2 separate regions of the Mus musculus genome follow, and region 2 is linked to region 1. The links are chromatin loops, found by intact Hi-C in ENCODE. Cell type or tissue: heart. All regions are shown on one strand. Links, peaks and the distances in the headings refer to the core of each region. The heading gives the core; the rest is flanking DNA.

The links. A loop is a pair of places that touch in the nucleus more often than their neighbours do. Peaks named below come from ENCODE experiments on the same cell type or tissue, not always from the same donor. Only the 100,000 strongest peaks of a DNase experiment are listed, where the experiment ranks them.
Region 2: a loop joins it to region 1, with 2.6 times the contacts of the local background. A loop is called at or near these places in 5 of 42 quality-filtered maps.

The regions. Positions count from the first base shown.
Region 1 is chrX:101,634,495-101,644,936 of GRCm38, forward strand. Ogt (O-linked N-acetylglucosamine (GlcNAc) transferase (UDP-N-acetylglucosamine:polypeptide-N-acetylglucosaminyl transferase)) reads left to right here and starts at 5,557. Exons shown (of 22, transcript NM_139144.4): 1 at 5,557-5,828; 2 at 8,482-8,662; 3 at 9,453-9,696. The coding sequence starts at 5,792. In heart, for the core only: no CTCF peak of the experiment used is centred there; DNase peaks (open chromatin) are centred at 5,487 and 6,517; H3K4me3 peaks cover 3,993 bases; H3K27ac peaks cover 2,971 bases; H3K27me3 peaks cover 1,665 bases.
Region 2 is chrX:101,527,494-101,537,935 of GRCm38, forward strand. Taf1 (TATA-box binding protein associated factor 1) reads left to right here and starts at 5,242. Exons shown (of 39, transcript NM_001290729.1): 1 at 5,242-5,508; 2 at 6,002-6,116; 3 at 6,252-6,368. The coding sequence starts at 5,329. In heart, for the core only: no CTCF peak of the experiment used is centred there; a DNase peak (open chromatin) is centred at 5,158; H3K4me3 peaks cover 1,740 bases; H3K27ac peaks cover 831 bases.

The sequences.
Region 1 (10,442 bases), core at 3,445-8,444:
GTGTGTGTCACCACTGCCCAGCTATGCTCTGTTTATTAAAAACACTCAGGAGGTAGAGGCAGGAAGATCTTTGAGTTCAAGGCCAGCCTGATTGATATTCAGAGCTAGTTCTAGGATAGCCAGGACTACACAGAAAAACCCTGTCTCAACAAACAAACAACCAACCCCTCCCCCCCAAAACAAAAACAAACAATAGCTTGGCATGGTGGCACAAGTCTTTAATCTCAGTACTGGGAAGATCTCTGAGTTTGAGGCAAATCAGGGCTACACAGCAAGGACTACATAGAGAAATCCTGTCTCAAAATATATAAATAAATATGGCTACTTAAAAGAGACAATGTTGGCCAGATAGTGGTGGCACATGCCTTTAATCCCAGCACTTGGGAGGCAGAAGCAGGCAGGTTTCTGAGTTCGAGGCCAGCCTGGTCTACAGAATGAGTTCCAGTTCCAGGATAGCCATAGCTATACAGAGAAACCCTGTCTCGAAAAACGAGAGAGAGAGAGAGAGAGAGAGAGAGAGAGAGAGAGAGAGAGGAAAGAGAGAATTTTTGTTGTTGTTATTTCTTTTTTTTATTGGATATTTTCTTTATTTACACTTCAAATGTTATCCCCTTTCGTAGTTTCCCCGAGAGGATGTTTTCTTTTCGCACAGAGTTTATATATATATATCCAATTTGGAATAAAGTTTACTTTTTTTTTTACATTTCATTTTTTATTAGATATTTTTTCAGTTACATTTCAAATGCTATCCCCAAAGCCCCCTATACCCTTCCCCAATCCTGCTCCCCTACCCACCCACTCTCTCTTCCCGGCCCTGGCATTCCCCTGTACTGGGGCATATGATCTTCGCAAGACCAAGGGCCAAAAGAGACAATATTTATTTAGTTTAAAATTTTTATTCAACTTCTGGCTGGATACCCATGAAATGTGCTTTCAACAAATTAAAAAAAATCATGGTAGAGGAGCAGAGGACTAGGAGAACTAAAGGAGAATATAGTGATCTGTATCATTTGTTCTGCACATTCCAGAAGGATAGTCTACACTTCTAATATTGTAAGACTTTCCTTCTTAAAGAGCCAAAACAGCTGCCTGGGTATGATGGCACATACCTTTATTCCCAGCACTTGGGAGACAGAGGGAGTTGGAGTTCCAGGCTAGCCTGGTCTACAGAGTGATTTCCAGGACAGTCAGGGCTACACAGAGAGAACAGGTCTCAGGAAAAATAAAAAAGAGCCAAAAACATCAAAGCAATGTGTCCCTCAATACATTGATTAAAATTTCACATCTATAACTGAAATAGTTACAGCAGCAAAAGCTTTCTAGAGCACTGAAAGTTTGTTACCTCGGCTTCAATCTCTTTTTCTTAACCACGAAGTGAAGGGTGCAGAGTTTTCACCCATAATCTTTCAGCAGTGCTAGAAAGTCCTTCACTTTGTTCGGTAAGGTAGATTTGGAAATAAGTCTATTAGGGTATGTGGACATTATGCAAATAGCACATGAATGGTGATATTGCATTGGTCAATCTAACAGGGGAAATTGTACATTCAAACAAAGTAGGTCTTGAATAACAAAAAGCTCTATTTCTAGAGCCCCTTGTTGAATGTTCAATTAGATCAACCAATTGTCTTTCTACATCTGGTTGTTCATGACAGCCAAATCTGCCTTTTGAGTGTTCCAGTCTACTGGGAAGTGCTTACCATGGACAAGAAAAACAAAAAAAACAAAAAACAAAACAAAAACAAAAACAAAAACAAAAAACAATGCTTATTAGAGCCACCCAGAAAGAACAACAACAAAAGATCTAGCACCTGAGCTATTGTCTGTCTTCCAGTGTGATTTGTCCCCACTCCTATCCTTTTCTTTGCAAGTTTCTTTCAGCCCCTTGGAAGGCTTCTCAGTATCATGTGATCACCCTTCTCCACTAAAATCACAGGAAGAGGCAGAGTCAGGATCAAAACCAAAAGGCTAGGATCTACTTTCAGGCATAGATTCTGGGCTGGAGAGCCCTCAGAGCCTCTTTGGATTTGCTTATTCTGCATTGGAGGTAGTGGGAGGTAGATTAGTGGGATAGCATGACTCACTTCAGGGCTCTGCAAGAAAAGTCTTGTTGGTGCAAATAAGTATACCATGATCCTCTTTTTGAGGGAAGAGTTACTCCCACTTGAGAAGAATCAGGAAGATAACTGAGCGGACAATAGCCTCTTATCCATAAACACAGAAAATAGTACCACAGGCTCATAGCCATAAGGAGAAGACTCAGTCTCTTATTTTGAGATCCAGAGCTCCTTAGTGGATTTATTTAGTTCTCTCCCCTGCTCCCCCCTCCCGCGCTCCCCCCCCCCCTTTGTAAACAGTTTCAGGCTGTAGACTGTGAACATCTTTTTTTGGACAACATTACGTGGTAGACTGGGATTGGAAGGACAAATCAAGGTTTTGACTTCTCACTTTTTGTTTTGTTCTCTTTTTGAAGAGGATCCCACATTGTAGCGCAGCCTAATCTGGAACTCATTTACGTAGCCCTGGGTGGAGCCAGGAGGATCACCTCAACGTCCCAAGTGCTGAAATTCCAGGCCCTAAGGACCAAGATCAGGTTCAGCTTTCCTTTCATTTTGATGTGCCTTATCATAGAGGTTATAGATCAAGAAAGCAAGTGATGATTAAAGAGGGAGGGGGACCTAACTGGCCTTTGAGTCCTGATATCTTTATTTTTCTCAAATCTTTAAAGCCTACTGGCGCCAGAGAGGAAAAGTACTCCCCCTGGGCTGAGCTCCAGAGGGTGCCTTCCTAGGCCTCTCTCGGCTTTTGTTTTGCAGAGCAGTTTCCCAATGTATCTCTAAGGCTTTAGACATTACAGCTGTGTTGGTTTTTCCTCCCTGTTTTCACTGTTGTTTTTCCAGCTGGCTACTGTTTTCAGCCCAGCAGCCACCAAGTAAGAAATTCTCAGTTCCCAAGTTCACTGGCTATGTTGGTTATACGACCACAAACCAGTTTGGTTTTCTTTAATCTTATTCCAAGTTGAAAAAGAAAAAAAAAAAATGGGGGAGGCCAGTGAGGTGGCTCAGGAGGCAAAGGAGCTTGTTGTTCGAGCCTTCAGTCCCCAAATGTGGAGAGAATCCTACAAAGTTTTCCTTTGACTTCCACACGCATACCGTCGCATTCACACTGTGGCACACTCCCCACCCCCCATAACAATAATAAATACACTACAATATTTTTGGAAGTTTTTTTCTTCCTTTCTGGGAGGATTTCAAGACCAGTTTTCTTTCTTGTGACTGGGTACCGAATCCAAGGGGCTCTCTCCACGCATCTAGAGAGCCTGCGGTGCAGTGTCAATGCATTCTGTTCAGCTTCATTTATCTTTTGGGACAATCTTCCAGTGACTGCAGCTGGGTGCACATCTCCAGCGCTTGCTCATGGCATTGCTTCAAAAAGGATGCTTTAAATGAACAGACTCCAGGGGGATGCTACAGGATAGATAGGAAACTGTTGCACGGTAAATGGTGTTAGAGTAGTGGAGTTTGGAATTAGAATGGAAGCAGTTGATGTATTTTACAAAGGACTACAAATTTCAAATTGCTGCATAAAAAAGGAAAAGAGAAAAAGAGTAACTAGAAGAAAAAAAATGAAAGGAGCACAGAAGCACCCCACTCCCCGCATTGCCCAGTACCAGCCTCTGTCTTCAGACCCCCTCTAGTCTGAGGTTCCCTTTCCAGACAATAGATCAAATGGGCTTCATTAAAATAACCCTCGGTATTCTTATTAAGCAGCATTTTGGGTCTACCTAAGCATATTGGAACTCCTTGAGGGCAAAGAGTTTGTCTTTTTCATTTTATGTTTGCCACAGTGCCTCGGATATAGAGATTTTAGTAAATGTTAATTTGTTGGCTGAAGAAGTTAGGCTTGACTGGTAAATCCCTGGAACCAAACCTCCAAGATCCTATTATTGGAGGCTCCTGGACCAATTCCTTGAAGGAGTTTTCCTTCCTGAGCTACATGAGCCTCACAATCCAATTTTTTCATAGCAGCGTGAGACTCCTTTCAGATGAGGGAACCCCAGATCAGTTTTCTATGAGTCAAATAGCTGTCCGACTGGGAGCATGACCTGACATTTAACGACTTTTTACTTAATTAACTATCACGCACTAATCAAGAAGGCCTAAACATCTGCTAGTAGAATCTGAGTTGCCTTTCTTAATGAGGAAAAGCTGAGTTCTTTCAACAAAGGTGGATCACTTGGTGGGTTTGGGGCTTGCCAGGTGTATCAAATGAAAAGATAAGGCCAATCAATATCCAGGAGAGTTTGAATGGCAAGCTTTCTTTTTTACTACATGTTGTGGTTCTGTGGGGCAGAAGAAATGAACAATATTATCAACTTTTTCTGCACTCATAATCCAAAGTTCATAGGTTGTTTGGCAATCTCAAGAAACTGAAACAGCCTTTGAGGATTTGTTTTTTATTTCACCAAGGAGCTAGACAGCAAACATTTTTACACAAGCTCACTAATTTTTCCTAGATCAAAGAGTTTTGAAACGGAAAGACTCTAAGAGAGCTAACTGTAGTCCCCAGTGGCTTGTAATAATCACTTAGTGACGTGTCTTAAAACTGTCAAGGAACAAGGCAGGAAATATAAATTAATAACAATGTGACAAAAATGTCCAAACACTGGGCTTGAAACCGTAAGAGGATCCAAAGAGCTGTTTTGTCAAAGGAAGGCAATTGGAAATTCATTGTAGTTGTGTGGTTTAGGAAGAAGGCAAAGGAACACAGTTTGCTTTGTTGAATTGCCTTAAGCTCCAAGGCATTTGCAGTCCTTAATGATTCTGACGAAACAAGGTCACAATTCAGGATCAGGAATTTTGAGGAAAAAGGCATCCTCTTTAACATTTCTGTGGTTGCTTTTGACATGCAAACTCCTAGCATTTACCCTGTTACCATCCCGAATCTCACAAACGATTTTGAATTTTAGGGTTATATGGTTCAAATCGAACACATTTGGGTTCACTCAGCTCAGGGAGACTGTCCGTTTTTCTCATCAAAGTACTTAAATTCATGGGTGGAGTCTGAATCAAAAAGCATTCAAATCGAACCGGCTCCCCCATTGTTTTGAACAGCCCCGTCTCTGAAACGCAAATATTCGCGTTTACTTGCTTAGAACTAACACGTTGGTCGTGTAAACTACCCTTTTCTGTTGAATGGAGTTAATTAAACTTTTCTAGACGCTCTGACATTCTAACATCGACATCACTGACCAGGTAGTAGACTCGTACTTTAGCGCTTGCCAAAAAAAAAAAAAAAAAAAAAAAAAAAAAAAGTAATCGACGGGCGTTTTTTGCCCTTCCGCCTTGCTCTTAAAAACTTGCTGGCTCTTGCCCCATAGGGAGCCCTTAACCCGGAGTTGCCTAGACAGGGTTGTCGCATGCGCTCTCTACAGTCATGTTTGTCGCAATGGACCTTGGGCGGAAGGTTACGTAAGAGCAAATGACTTTGATTACAGTCACTTGGTCGGTAGTCTTGTTACGCGCTACCTCCGCGGGGTACTTGATTATAACAGAAAGTAGTTCCGGCTTGTGTTGTTTCGGTCGAGGAGCCCTCGCCGCCATTTCAAGACAGTGAGAGGTAGATGTCTACCAAGAGTTCCTAAGATTCGAGTTCAGTATTCTGTGCCGCCCCCTGAGCCCTTCAAAACACTGATACGGCTGCTGCCTTTTTTCTGCTACTTCTAGAACCATTCTTGTCAGTAGTGGCGGCAGTAGAAGTCAATTACCCCTTGTTCTATCTCAAGAAGCTCCAGATGGCGTCTTCCGTGGGCAACGTGGCCGACAGTACAGGTACTAGTGTCCCATTCTACTCTGGCAGACGTCCCTTTGGGGTCTGGCGCCGTCTTGTATCTTTCATTACTTCCCTCTGACCATCCCCATTACATCAGTGGCATTACTGAGCTCTCGAGTTCTACTGCTATCTGATCGGGTTTGGTGCTGCCGTCCGTTCGTAAACATTCTCTAGTTGCTTGCTTGCATTTTGCTTGCTTTGGGGGCTTTTTCGTTGTTGCTTTATCCCATCAGTGTTGTAGCCTTCTCTCTCGGGACGAATCTATAGCACACGTGCGCGCTTAGTGTGTCTTGGAATGGGCTGCATTGGAATCTCTGCAATTTCTGTCTCCCGTCGCAACTGTTTTCTCCCTCAATTTCAGCCCGTCGCTCCCTCCCGTGCGCTTCCACCTCCTCCCCAAAGCCCCTTTCCCTTAGCCACATTTGGTCCTCCTTTGCCAGGCTAGGGCGGGGATGCTATTTCGGTGTAATCCTAGCCTCACTTTGCATCAGGCATGACTAGCGAAGGCTCCTCGGTGTGCTTCCAAGTAGCACCAAGAAGAGCTACTTGAGCCCGCACCCCGCCGGGGCAGCGCCTTGTGTTCTTGGGTTGAGCGGCCCCGATTTAGGTTGGAAATTTCCAGGGGTTCTCTTAGCCATCACCCAATTGCACCCGCTGCCCCAGTACGGAGTTTCCTACCCTGGTCAGCCCTCCCTGCTTGTTGCAACCACACCCTTCCTCTGCGAACGTGCCAGCCCGACAGTCGTTTCTTATCCTCAGGGAAGAAACCACCTCGGTGTGTTGCTTGGCGGCGACCACCCTGCCCGCCCTCCTAATTCTCTTTCTTTGTGTTACTTTCTCTATGTATTCCTCCGCCATGGCCTCTGGGTTTTCATCCCCATTCTTTAGCCCAGTATCTCTTTATCCATAGGGTGTGCATTATTATTTCTTTTTTAAGTTTCCATCCTTGCTTGAAGAGTTTGTAAAGCAACTGGAGTGTAGCTGCACAAGTGCAAAGCGGTTGCCTCTTTTCAACGATGCATCTCCAAGCCTTTGCTACAGAAAATAAGAAAACAACCAAATTGTAGGAGTGTCCTTCAACTGCCTTTCCAGATTGAGGCTGTTTGGGGCGGGAGGGGATGGGGAACCAGGCTGCAGCTCTAAGGTTCCCGAGAGGTTATTGTTTCTCAGTGTCTAGGTTTTAGTTGACGATTTTGAATATTGTGAGATAAATAGATGACTCTAAAATAGTATCTCATCCTTAATAGATGGGAATGGGATCAAGATTTCCACCTTTCTGTTTCCCCATCATGATTTTCAAAAATGTAAGATTCTGTCGTAGGTTTTTGTAAGAACTTGCTCTTTTCTGACTGTTAACTTTATTTGAAGAAATGGTCATTTCCAGTATTAAAAGAGCAGATATGTGACTTTGGAAAGTGATAGGTAATGTGCTAAATTTAGGAGCTAGAAAGTGCTACGTTCTTGTCTAACATGTAATTTTCTAGTTGATCTTCTAGCTCCAACCTCAGATTTGGACACAAATATTTTTGGTCTTTGTTTTTGTGGTTAGCTGTGCAGAAATTGCTCTGGTATGGGAAAGCCTGGCTCAAATTTGAGCTTGTCCCCATGACCTTGGTTAAAATTAAGTACCAGGTCTGTGGTTTCCCATTCTAATCTCTAGAGTGTTATCCTTGAATTCCTAATAATGAATTATTGTGGAGATAAATGTTTACAGCCGAGCCTTAGGCGAGCACCTGGATTTTGGCTTTTATTATGTTAACTAAATCAAGTCCTTCAGAACAAAAGCATTTTTTGTTATTTATTATATTTTATCCCGTGTTTTATATTATTGCAGCATTTAAAAGCTTTTCCAATTGTAGATTGTTGCCTGGTTATTGAATAGGGTTGTTTTTAATGTCTTAGTACTTCTGTGAGAGCCATGAACACAGCAGAAAATGTAAGGCAGCGTGGGTGGGATTTAGCTAATTTGGGCTCCTGAGTCCTCTCCAGAAGAGGAACAACGTTTGGGTTTTTTGTTTAAAATGTTTGGCGAACCCATTATGAAATGCTTTAGCCCTTGACTGCTAAGTCATCTTGTTTATCAGCTGCTTGCTTTAAAAGTAACTCTTTGGCTTTCAGCCGGTTTCTTTAGGCTGGCTCTTTTTAAAAAAGAAAGCTGTAAAACTCACAAACATCAATATAAAGAGTTAAAGAGACACCTGGTGTCCCCACCCACACCGAGAGAGTTAGAATACACTCCACCTTGAAATGTGAGATGAAGTATTGTTAAGCGATAGGTTATTCTGACAATAAATCCTTGTAACTTCTGCAGATTTCATGTTTAATGTTTTGTGTCAGTATACTAAGTTTAGTGATTTTAGTGAATCTTCCTATGATTTGTAAGAAAAAGTACAAAATGTAAGAAAGGAATCTTTTCTGGAAGTCAATATTACTATGGGGTTTAGAAAAGGAAGCATTAACAATGGGCAGATTTGAAAGAGATCAATTCTGTAGACTGGGTTTTAAATAAAATGCAGAACACTCTGGTGCTTTACATAGTTTCAAGCATTTTCATCTTTAAGTTTAATTTACCATATTTTTACATTTTTTGGTTTGCATTTCTAACTTTTGTTTTCCCCCCTCCTTCCCTCAAATGTTTTGATGATTCTCCAGAACCAACGAAACGTATGCTTTCCTTCCAAGGGTTAGCTGAGTTGGCACATCGAGAATATCAGGCAGGAGATTTTGAGGCAGCTGAGAGACACTGCATGCAGCTCTGGAGACAAGAGCCTGACAATACTGGTGTTCTTTTATTACTTTCATCTATACACTTCCAGTGTCGAAGGCTGGACAGGTAGGAGATGCCGGGGTAACCTGCCTCTTGGTGCTGAGCTTAAAAATGCTAATTAAATATCTGAACTTCAGAGTTTTCCAGTGCTGGGTTTCATCTGAGCCACCAACGCAACATGTGCGCTCTTGTTCACTTTTGACATGCCTGGTTGCTAGTTTTCCCCCGTTTTGCGGGGGTGAACATATCATCAGTATGACTAGGGTCTTTTCCCCCAGATTTTGTCACTTGAGGATATTCTTTTCAGGTAATTATTCTTAGTGTACATCTGAGCATCCAGACCTGTCAGCTTGAGGGACTCTGGTAGGAGGGGCATATGTAGCTCAGATTGGAAATACCCTTATTAAATTGTTGTTGCTTTTAGCTAATTAATTGAATTAATGAAAAGAGAAGAATTTGTGCTATGGATATCTTAGTAAATTATCATTTTGGCACATTTAACATGAAGATGTGTGTTTTTAAATCTTTTTTTTTTCTGAAACAGGGTTGTGTCTTTAAATCTTGCCAACAAATGGAAAATGAGACTCATATGCTTTTTATTTTTAATCTTAATGATGTTATACAATGTGGCAGTTTGGTAGTAGATTTTAATAAGAATTTTCATACATAAGAACCAGCTTTCTTATATGAAATGTGGATACTGTAACCTTAGGAAAGTTTTAGTTTTCAAACTTTTTTCTGCTGTTTGCTAGTTAAAGGATAATGTTCCATAGCACAAGATTTTCCATTGCATATGAGCCATGCCTCCTTTTCTCTGACATGCATATCCATGCATCAACACTTTTTATTTTTCCAGATCTGCTCATTTTAGCACCTTGGCAATTAAACAGAATCCCCTTCTAGCAGAAGCCTATTCGAATTTGGGAAATGTGTACAAGGAAAGAGGGCAGTTGCAGGAAGCAATCGAGCATTATCGACATGCCTTGCGGCTGAAGCCTGATTTCATTGATGGTTATATTAACCTGGCAGCAGCCTTGGTAGCAGCAGGTGACATGGAAGGAGCAGTACAAGCCTATGTCTCTGCTCTTCAGTACAATCCTGTAAGTAAACGTTTATTAGTTGCTTTCCTTTCACAGCACTCCAGAAAACAAACAAGCATCGTTTGATACTTCAGATAATAGGGGTTTTTTTCATGAAAGTCAAGAGTTGAGAGAGATGTTTATATACTTGAAATGATGAAATAGCTTTGACTTAGTCTGCATGACATCAAAAAAAAATCGATTCTATTTAGGAAGTTAAAAAGCATAAAAATGCCGGGCGGTGGTGGCGCATGCCTTTAATCCCAGCACTTGGGAGGCAGAGGCAAGCGGATTTCTGAGTTCAAGGCCAGCCTGGTCTACAAAGTGAGTTCCAGGACAGCCAAGGCTACACAGAGAAACCCTGTCTCGAAAAAACAAAACAAAACAAAAGCATAAAAATTATCCTTACCAAAAAGTCTGACCAGTTATTTCTAATGCTAATTAAAACTTAACACACGTGATTTTTTTTTTTTTTTAAAGATTTATTTATTATTTTATGTAAGTACACTGTAGCTGTCTTCAGACACACCAGAAGAGGGAGTCAGATCTTGTTATGGATGGTTGTGAGCCACCATGTGGTTGCTGGGATTTGAACTCTGGACCTTTGGAAGAGCAGTCAGGTGCTCCTACCCACTGAGCCATCTCACCAGCCCGTGATTTTTTTTTTAAGATTTATTTTATATCTAAGGACACTGTAGCTGTCTTCAGACACACCAGAAGAGGGCGTCAGGTCTTATTACAGATGGTTGTGAGCCACCATGTGGTTT
Region 2 (10,442 bases), core at 2,325-7,324, 110 kb before region 1:
ACCTGGGGCAAGATTTTCCTTACCCAATTACATTAAAATATTAGTACAGCAGAGGGCCTGTGATTGGACAGAGAAATGGGAGGCGGAGCAAAGAGTTGCAAGAACGGAGAGCGACTAAGAGGAGGAAAAGCTAAGATGGAGGCAGACGGACAGGAAGAAGATCCCGATCCCGCGTGGTTTTAAATAGCCACAGGTAGTTATGAATATCATATAGGGATAGAATAATTGGGAAAACTTGTATGATCTAGGTGGGCAGCTTGTATCATTATCAATTGGCTCTGAAATTATTGTGTGGACCTCTTGTGAATTGAGATTTTTTTTTTGATACATAAATCTAACCTGTTAATTATAAGCCTCTAGAGTTTTGTTTCTATTGGGTTGCTGGGGCTTGTGGCCGCTGGCCGTGGGGTGGACGGTCGTTTCGTGGGGCTGGTTTGGCGGCAAAGGGAACTCCGGAGCCATGCATGCAGAGTAGTTGGATGGAACGAAGGAATTTGGCAGTTCTTTTTTCGTTTTTGGTTTTTTTCGAGACAGTTTCTCTGTGTAACTCTGGCTGTCCTGGAACTCACTCTGTAGACCAGGCTGGCCTTGAACTCAGAAATCCGCCTGCCTATGCCCCCAAGTGCTGGGATTAAAGGCATGTGCCACCACTGCTTGGAGGCAGTTCATTTTTAATATTTCCTGCAACATCTACCTATCCCTGCTTCCTGAGTGCTAGGATTAAAGGCTCGTGCCACCATCATTCAGCGGCTCTCTTGAATGGTGAATATTGCACTATGCAGATGTCTCGTTATTTGCTTTCTGACTTCTCAAATGATGGACATTTTGGTTTTCACTATTTTTGGGAGACAGGATCTCATTCTGCAGCTCAAATTCTAGGTTATGTGTGAGCCACCATGTCCAGTTTGGGTTTTCAATTTTGTTATAAACTGTAATATGAGATCCAAGACATCTAGGGCTACACAGAGAAACTGGTCTTGAACAACCAACCCAAACACCAATATGGCAATTTCTGCACGAGGTTTTCTGTGAACACGGGTTTCTGTTATTTGTTAGAGGGTATAACACTGTAGCCCAGGCTGCTGTATATAGCAGGAGCTATACAGCAATGCTTCTGACTCAGTTTCTTTCCTTTTTTTTTTTTTTTTTTGGTTTTTTTGAGACAGGGTTTCTCTGTATAGCCCTGGCTATCCTGGAACTCACTTTGTAGACCAGGCTAGCCTCGAACTCAGAAATCCACCTGCCTCTGCCTCCCGAGTGTTGGGATTAAAGGTGTGTGCCACCATGCCTGGCTGTTTTTCCATTTTCATGGAGGTCAGAAGAGGGTGATAGATCACCTGGAACTGTGGAGTTACAGGCAGTTCTGAGCCACCATTTCAGAGCTGGAAACCAAGCCCCAGCCCTCTGCAAGAACAGCAAGTACTCTTAACTGCTAATCTCTCCAGTCCCTAGAGATATATTTGTCATTTTCTTGGGTACAAAATTAGGAAAGGAAGAGCTTGATCATGGGCAAATTAATATAAAACCATGTTTATTGGTGCTGGGGATTGAAATTAGGGCCTATTATGCTAAGTACATACTACCACTGAGTTCTAGTACATCTCCAGTCTCTAAATCCATGTTTTAAGATAGGTTTGCGGCCAGGAGTGGTAGCACATGCCTTTTATCTCAGCCCCAACAAAGGCAGAGTTGTAGGACTGCCAGAATTACATAGCAGAAGGACTTTATCTCAAAAAACAAAACAAGCCGGGTGTGGTGAGGCACGCCTTTAATCCCAGCACTCCGGAGGCAGAGGCAGGCAGATTTCTGAGTTCGAGGCCAGCCTGGTCTACAGAGTGAGTTCCAGGACAGCCAGGGCTATACAGAGAAACCCTGTCTGGAAACCCACCCCCCAAATTTAAAATGTGAGCCAGCTGGGGGTGTGACTCATACCATTAATCTTAGCAGTTGGGAGGCAGATTCAGTCAGTTTGAGGCCAGCCTGGTCTATAGAGAACATTCCAAAACAGCCAAAAAAAAAAAAAAAAGTTTAATGTGTCATGAAGGAGACCAAGGAGATGGTGTATTGGTTAAAAAAGGATTTGACCTTCTGCTCTTATAAAAGACAGGTTTGGTTCCTAGTATTCACAAGATGGCCCACAACCTTTTCTAGCTCTAGTTCCAGGGCAGGTGATGCCTTCCTCTGGCCTGTGTAGGCAGCAAGCAACACACAATGTCTATGTAGAAGATCAGACAAACACTTATACACACATCACATAAAATAAAAATAAACCTTAAAAAAAAGACAAAAGCAAACATGAGGGGCCTGAGGAGGTAGCTGAGTTGGTAGAGTGCTTTTCTAGCATGCACTGGGCCCAGGTTTGATCTGTAGTCCTGCATACACCTGACATCGTGGTTCATGCTCAACATCTGAGCACCCACATAGAGTTTGTGACTAGCCTGAGTTATATGAGACCCTATCTCAAAAACCAAACCAAAATTAAAGCCAAAATCAAACGGGGATCCAGGTGTGGGGCTACACACTTGTAATTTCAGCTATCTGTTTAGCTGAGATAGGACCCGGAGCTCCAGGTCAGCCTTGGCAATTTAGAGAGATCCTGCCTCAACATAAATTTTAAAAAATGTTTGTAGCTTAGTGCTAGAGAATTCTCTAGTATGTATAGGTTCCATGTTCTATCCATAGCAATGCAAAAAACAAATAAGGGACTGAAGAGATGGGTCAAGGTTTAGAGGACCCATGTTACATTTCTCAGCATCCACATGGTGACATAGTGGCTCAAAACCATCTGTAACTTCAGTTCTGAGGGACCTTCTTGCCTCTGAGAGCTTCAGGCATGCACATGGTATACAGATATACATGTGGATATGTGTGTGTGTGTGTTTAAATAAATAAAAACACAGAGCGGAAAGATGGCTCCGTGATTAAGAATGGTTTCATGGCCTCCTATCAGTAGCCAGCACTCACATGGGATCTGACAATTTATTCTGGCCTCTATGGCATCATATATGCATTGAGTACATAAAAACTATGCATCTACACAAATACCTGTAAAAAGAAATCTCTTTACAAAAATCAAACAAAAGCAAAACAAGCAAAACACACAAAAAGAGAAAGGGTCTGGAGAGAAGGTTCAGCGGTGAAGAGTGCTTGCTCTTGCAAAGAAACTGGGTTCACTTTCCAGAACTCACAGGACAACTTCCAGCTGTCTGTGACTCGAGTTACAGAGGATCCAATGGCCTCCTCTAGCCTCTGAAATCACCAGGTACACACACAGTGCACAAACATATTCAACAAAACATTCATATGCAAAAAAGACATTCATACACACAAAATAAAAATAAGTAAATCTTAAATTAGGAAGGGGCAGAGTATGAGTTTTAATGCATCATCATTATTTTGTTTTTTGAGACAGGGTTCAGTTCCCACCACACGCATGGCAGCTCACAACTGTCTGTAGTTGGCAGTTCCAGGGTATCTGACAGTGGCAAGCCAAGGCATATAGAATAAAGAGTGCGAGAGCTTTCTGTACAGTGGTGGCGCACGCACACCTTTAATCCCAGCACTCAGGAGGCAGAGGCAGGTGGATTTCTGAGTTCGAGGCCAGCCTGGTCTATAAAGTGAGTTCCAGGACAGCCAGGGCTGTGATAGCTTCCTGTTCTTCCTGAATCCAGTTTCTACTACTCAACATCAAGCAGCTCCAACTCCAGAGGCAGTCAACAGTTCTGGCCTCTGTGAACAACTGCACTTCAGTGCATATACCCGTGCACAGACACATACAGATCATTTCAAAAATAAATCTTAAAAAAAGAAAATGTCCCCATGTATATACTAAAGAGAGGTGATCAAATATAATCGCACGACTGAACTTGTTGGCAGAGACCTATAATTTCAGTTAGTTGGGAAGCAAAGAATGGAAAATTCAAGGCCTGGCCCAGGAAACTTAAGTGGGACTCTGCCTCAGAACAAACTAAACATGAACAAGCAAACAGGCACAAAAAATGCAAAGTAGGAACTCTGAACAGATCCTCGGTTTGGCCACAGTGAAGATGCTCCAATTCAAACAAGTCTGTGTGCCACCATGGTGATCTGAAACATGAAATATGTCCTCAGGATGGGGCTCCGGGGTTGGTGGCAGATATGTTACCTACAGAGGCACCTCACTGGTTCAATATGTCTATTTACACAAATATATAGAGTACTTAAAAAACTTTTTTTTAAAGATAGGGTTTCCCCTAGTAGCCTGGAGCTTAACTATGTATACTATGCTGGTCTTACAGAGACAATTCTTTTTTTTTTTTTTTTTTTTTTTTTTTTTTAGTTATTTCGAGACAGGGTTTCTCTGTGTAGCCCTGGCTGTCCTGGAACTCACTTTGTAGACCAGGCTGGACTCAAACTCAGAAATCCGCCTGTCTCTGCCTCCCGAGTGCTGGGATTAAAGGCGTGCGCCACCACTGCCCGGTTCAGAGACACTTCTACCTCAGGTTTCCATTCCTGGCAAAATAAGGTTATTTTTTAAGTACAGGGAATTGAATCTATGTTGGCCAGTGAGCTGTATCCCAGCCTTGTATATTTCTGTCTCTCTTTCACTTTCTCTCCCCTCTTCAACCCCCCCCCCCTTCTCCCACTCGGTTTCTTTCTTCTCTCCATGCTTTTACACATTTACACACATATATACATACATACACACACACATATATATGCATATATGTGTATGTATATATATATATATATATATACATATATATATATATATATATAGTGCTGGGAATCATATGTGCGCTTAAAAAAACTATGAAAATGTTTAATGTTTGTGAATCTTGAAGTTTCGGTTGCTCATTTTACTAAGCTTAACATTTTACCATGGGAAAATGTAAATTCAAAATAAGTAAGTAGCAGTCGTCCCCCTATCACAATTCATAGTAATGTTCCTTTGGGGAACGGCACAAACCGGAAAAGACGGCTCAAATCATTATTGTGTAGTGTGTACTGTAGCCGGTGACGCGCGGTTTCCAGAGGTCGTAGGTCACGCCGCCTCAGATCTACTTTCTTATTGGAGAAAAATCTGCCGCTCTTACCATAGCAACCAGAACGGACCCGCGCAGTTGATGGGCGGGACTGGTTTGTTTGACCAATCACCTTCCAGTTATCCAGCCTGATCTTGGGCGGACCAATCAAACACATCAAAGGAAGTAGCCATCCCGACATCAAAGGATCACGTAGGACGGCCCATCCTTCCCCCCTTTTTTTCAACTTCCGGTAGCCTCTGGTTGGGTCAGGGAGCGCTGCAAGTCACCCGTGTGCGACTGACGTATTTTTTCTTTCCCGCCCATGGGCCCGGGGTGGGCTGGGCTGCTGCAGGACAAGGGTGGCGGTAGCCCTTCCGTCGTCATGTCCGACACAGACAGCGACGAAGAGTCGGCTGGTGGAGGCCCATTTTCTCTAACTGGGTTCCTGTTCGGCAACATCAATGGAGCAGGGCAGTTGGAAGGCGAAAGCGTCTTGGATGACGTGAGTCGTGGGCCTGGGGCGGCGGGTGCTGTGGCTAGGGAGAACTGGAGACAGCGCGAGAGGGCTCAACTCGGAGGAAGGACGAAGAGGAAAAGTCTTAAGTGTCAGTCACTGATGCTGAGGTGTTGGCTTCGAAGGTAACATTCTCCTTGCCTGGTAGGAAAGATAATAGTTAACTCTAGTAAGGTTATCAGAACCGCCACTGTGGAAGGCCTTCTTAAAGACCCTTGGAACTCTGCTTTTTCTGGCTTTTGCTGATCCTAATGGCTCCAAAGCCAGGACTACGGATGGAACGTGTGTTGTTCGGAACTGATCTGTATGGAATTTAGCAGATTTCCTATATAGTTCTTGAATGTGATGTTTCTTTGAGCAGCACTTCATGAAATAATTTCTCAGATGGATTTGTGACTTTGTTATGAGCAAGGGAAATATACTTGTGTAGGACCTTCAGGTTTAGTTGTTATTTTCGACCCTCATGCTGTCCCCTTTTCAGGAGTGCAAGAAGCATCTTGCGGGCTTGGGGGCTTTGGGTCTTGGCAGCCTGATCACTGAACTCACAGCAAATGAAGAATTGTCCGGGAGTGATGGTGCCCTGGTAAATGATGAAGGTAAAGTGTGGGCCATGGGGAGGACAGTGTGGGTGGGGGGAGGAGATTAGCCTGTTGTACGCTTTTCAGTGGGGATTTTCTAAGGAAGTGATAATTACTTGCTTTCTCTTGAGACGTCTCCCTTTTTATCCATAGGATGGATTAGGAGTAGAGAGGATGCTGTGGACTATTCTGACATCAACGAGGTGGCAGAAGATGAAAGTAGAAGATACCAGCAGACAATGGGAAGCTTGCAACCCCTTTGCCACACAGGTGATTCTCTCTCCGCCCCCCCCCCCCCTTCTTGTTTTCTAGCAATGGGTCTTTCAACATAGCCCTGCCTGACCTGGAACTCATTATGCATGCAAGATTGTCCCAAACTCATAGAGATGCATTTGCCTCTGTTTCCCAAGTGCTAGGATTAGACATGTTCCCCACTACGCTTGGTATTCTTTAATGTTGCAAAATTGGCAGTTTAGTACATTTTCTTCCTGAATAAGTCTGTTTTGGGCTCTGTCTTGTATATTTAATCTCTGCCATTGTTCTTGCCTGCCAATACATTTGCTCTGTATGCTGTTTCCACTGTCAATTCAGTGCCAAGTAGTAGGTATTCTCTTACCAAATTCAAGCTTTTATTTTTATAATGTTCGGTCTCAAATTGTTGATTAATGACAAGGGTGAAAATGATTTCTTGTCATCTCATATATTTTAGTGCCTGTAGATTTGATATAACTATTCTTATATGCTTTTCAAAGTTAAAGATGAAAACAAACCCACTCTTTGCCCTTAAGATTTTAAGATTAAGAAGGGTTATGTTTATAATCTCATGTCAATGAGCAAATGTATTTTGACTCAAATCATTCCCCTATTATACTTCTTTTTCTTCAAAACATAAGTATTTTCCCTGCTGTATTTTAGAATAACAGTCTCAGAATCGGAAGAGGTTTATTTGTTTGGCCTCTGCCTCTGGAGTGTTGGGATTAAAGTCTTGTATCACCACACTCTGCTTTTATTTTCTATTTTTGAAACTTTTAGGCCTCAAAATTGATTACGTAGCTGAGGTTTGTTTTGGAACTCCTTTGATATTCCTGCTTCTACCTATCAAGTTTTGGGATTATAGACATTCGTAACTTGGGAGAGATTTTTAAAATTTTTATTTATTATTTATTATATGTAAGTACAATGTAGCTGTCTTCAGACACTCCAGAATAGGGAGTCAGATCTCATTATAGATGGTTGTGAGCCACCATGTGGTTGCTGGGATTTGAACTCTGGACCTTCGGAAGAGTAGTCAGGTGCTCTTACCCACTGAGCCATCTCACCAGCCTGGGAGAGATTTTATTATTTCTTTTTTTGTTCACTTTTGTTTCATATTCATAATTTCATTAGCTTAGTATATTAAAAACAACAGTAGCGTATAGTAGCAATGCTCAAAGCTTTCTATAGGAGGAAATAACATTTTATTAGGGAAGACATTAGGTGGCCAGTCAGGTTGCAATGCTGGGTGAAAGTGGAGATCAGCATTTCAAATGCTGCTTGAGGCTGTCCAATTGAGAAAGCCATTGCTTGCAGTAAATACTCTGGTAGGGACACTCCCCAGTGTTCTTCTTGTGCTTCTCCCCTTGTCTGATGAGCATATCTAAAGGGTAGAATTTCCATTCGCATCCCAGCTCACTGCACACACACACACGACTTCTCGCCAGTGTGTGTTCTTTCTTAGATGGTCTCTGATGAGATAAAACACTTTCTGGAGGTTGTCTTGGGGACAAAGGACAAGGTGAATGATCTGAGGATTCCCCTCCACATCACCTGAGGATGGAGGATACCAGCTGGCCAGAGTGGTTTTTCTTTTTTCTTTTTTTTTTTTTTTTAAGGAAATTTTTTTTAAAGACTTTATTTATTATTATAGTAAGTACACTGTAGCTGTCTTCAGACACACCAGAAGAGGGAGTCAGATCTTATTACAGATAGTTGTGAGCCACCATGTGGTTGCTGGGATTTGAACTCCGGACCTTCAGAAGAACAGTCGGGTGCTCTTACCCACTGAGCCATCTCACCAGCCCCCAGAGTAGTTTTTCATAGTTCTGTTCTGTTCTGTTCTTTTCTATTCTTTTGGTTTTTCGAGACAGAGTTTCTCTGTGTAGCCCTGGCCGTCCTGGAACTCACTGTGTAGACCAGGCTGGCCCCAAACTTAGAAATCCGCCTGCCTCTGCCCCCCAAGTGCTGGGAATAAAGGTGTGTGCCACCACTACCTGGCTGATTTTATTATTTCTTAACTTTCTATTAGGTAAGGGAAATGTGAACTCTGGAGAACTTTAAAAATGTGTAGAACTTTTAAATGTTCTGCACTTAGCACAACTTGACTGACTTAATAAGTCAGTTCATTAGACATTGATGGTCCGGACATTTGGCATGTGTGATAAACTTTGATATGCAGTTTAGTTCCAAAAGGTAAAGTCTATTTTCTGAATTTTAGAGTCTGTGATCTGGAACCTCTAGCTGTTGGTTATGGTTTAGTCTTTAAATTGCTATGTAGAACTTCACTACTCAAAACTTAGATGATGGTGTTCATCATTTACCTCTTCAAGTTAGATTTTATGCTGCTTAGTTTTAGATTAAAGGCCTTCATAAATACTTAATTAGCCCAGGGCATGGTAATGTAGGCTGGTAATCATAGCACTTGGGAGTTAGAGGCAGGAGGATCTGAAATACTGGGTTTTCAAGCTGTGAGTTCAAGATCATCTTGAGCTATCTGAAACTCTGTCTCAAAAAAATCTCAAAAACAAAACAACCAACCAACACCCCCCCTCACCTTTTGGACTTAGCTTTTGAGGAGCAGTTAATGGATTTGTGTGTTACCTTCTCCCTTAGTCCTTCTTCAACTCTTTTTGGGAGACAACGTCTCACTGCGTTGCTCAACCATCTCCACCTCAGGCTTTTGAGTCGCTGGGACTAAAGGTGCCATTTCTTCGGGTAAATGCTGCTTATATAAACCCACCACATGCAGCACTAGTAATTCATGAAACACAAGTAAAACAGTTATTTCTATTAAGGCCTAAGCCAACTATAAGCTCAAATTCCTTTGTAGACTGTCATAATTAAGTTTTAATGAGCTACCAAAATTGTCAGTCAAACTACATACCAATAATTTTTCGCATCCTGACTTAGGCTAAGGGTAGGTGGTCCATCTCTGGTTTGCAGTGAGAGTTGACAGTTTGGGGTCTGATTTACTGTCTTAACTAGGGAAGGTAAAGTGGATGGATGGGGGTCAGATTCTATGAATTAACATCCTTGAAATGGGTGCTGTATTTGATAGAATGTCAGTTTACTGGTGTGCTTGCTTCCAGGTTGTCTTGTCCTTTAGGGATGCCTTCTAGTATGCTATTAGTTCCCATCTTTCTTTGTACCTATCCTTTCACATTGATTTACAAATGAACTTCTTTGTAGTAATTGGAAGGGGGTCAAGGTAATTAAGACTTTGAGGAGGTACCAGAAGGTGGTGGCGCTTGCCTTTAATCCCAGCACTTGGGAGGCAGAGGCAGGCAGATTTCTGAGTTCGAGGCCAGCTTGGTCTACAAAGTGAGTTCCAGGACAGCCAGGGCTACACAGAGAAACCTGTCTTGAAAAAACAAAAAACAAAAAAACAAACAAAAAAGACTTTGAGGAGGTGAAAAATTTTTTTAAAGATGTACACCACCATCCCTGGCCTTTACTGTCATTTTTATTGTTGTAGGGTTTTTTATGATTTATTTATTTTATGTATGTGACTACATTGTCGCTGTTTTATGGCACACAAGAAGAGGGCATCAGATCTCATTCTAGTTGTTTGTGAGCCACCATATGGTTGCTAGGAATTGAACTGAGGACCTCTGGAGGAGCAAATGGTGCACTTACTCACTGAGCCATCTCTCTCCAGCCTGAGGAGGTGAATTTATAGCAAACTCTTTATGAGACAGGGTATCTGTGATGGTTTCAATAAGAATGGCCTCCATAGTCTCATATATTTGAATGCTTAGTTACCAGAGAGTGGCAGTATTTGAGATGGATTAGAGAATTAGGAGGTATGGATTTGTTGGGCGAAGTATGTTGTTGGGGATGGGCTTAGAGGTTTCAAAAATCTCACACCATTCCCATCCTCTAAGTACTGGGATTACAGGCGTGTACTATTTTCTCTGCCCAAATATTCTTTTGTTCTACATATTTCCTTTTTCAATAATCACCCTTACCAGCCAGTATAGTGGAACATGTTTGTAATCCCAGCACTTGGAGTCAGGCTGGATGATTAGGAGTTCGAGCCCATGCTTAACTAACATACCAAGTTCAAGGCTGCTCTGGAATATGCTGCCT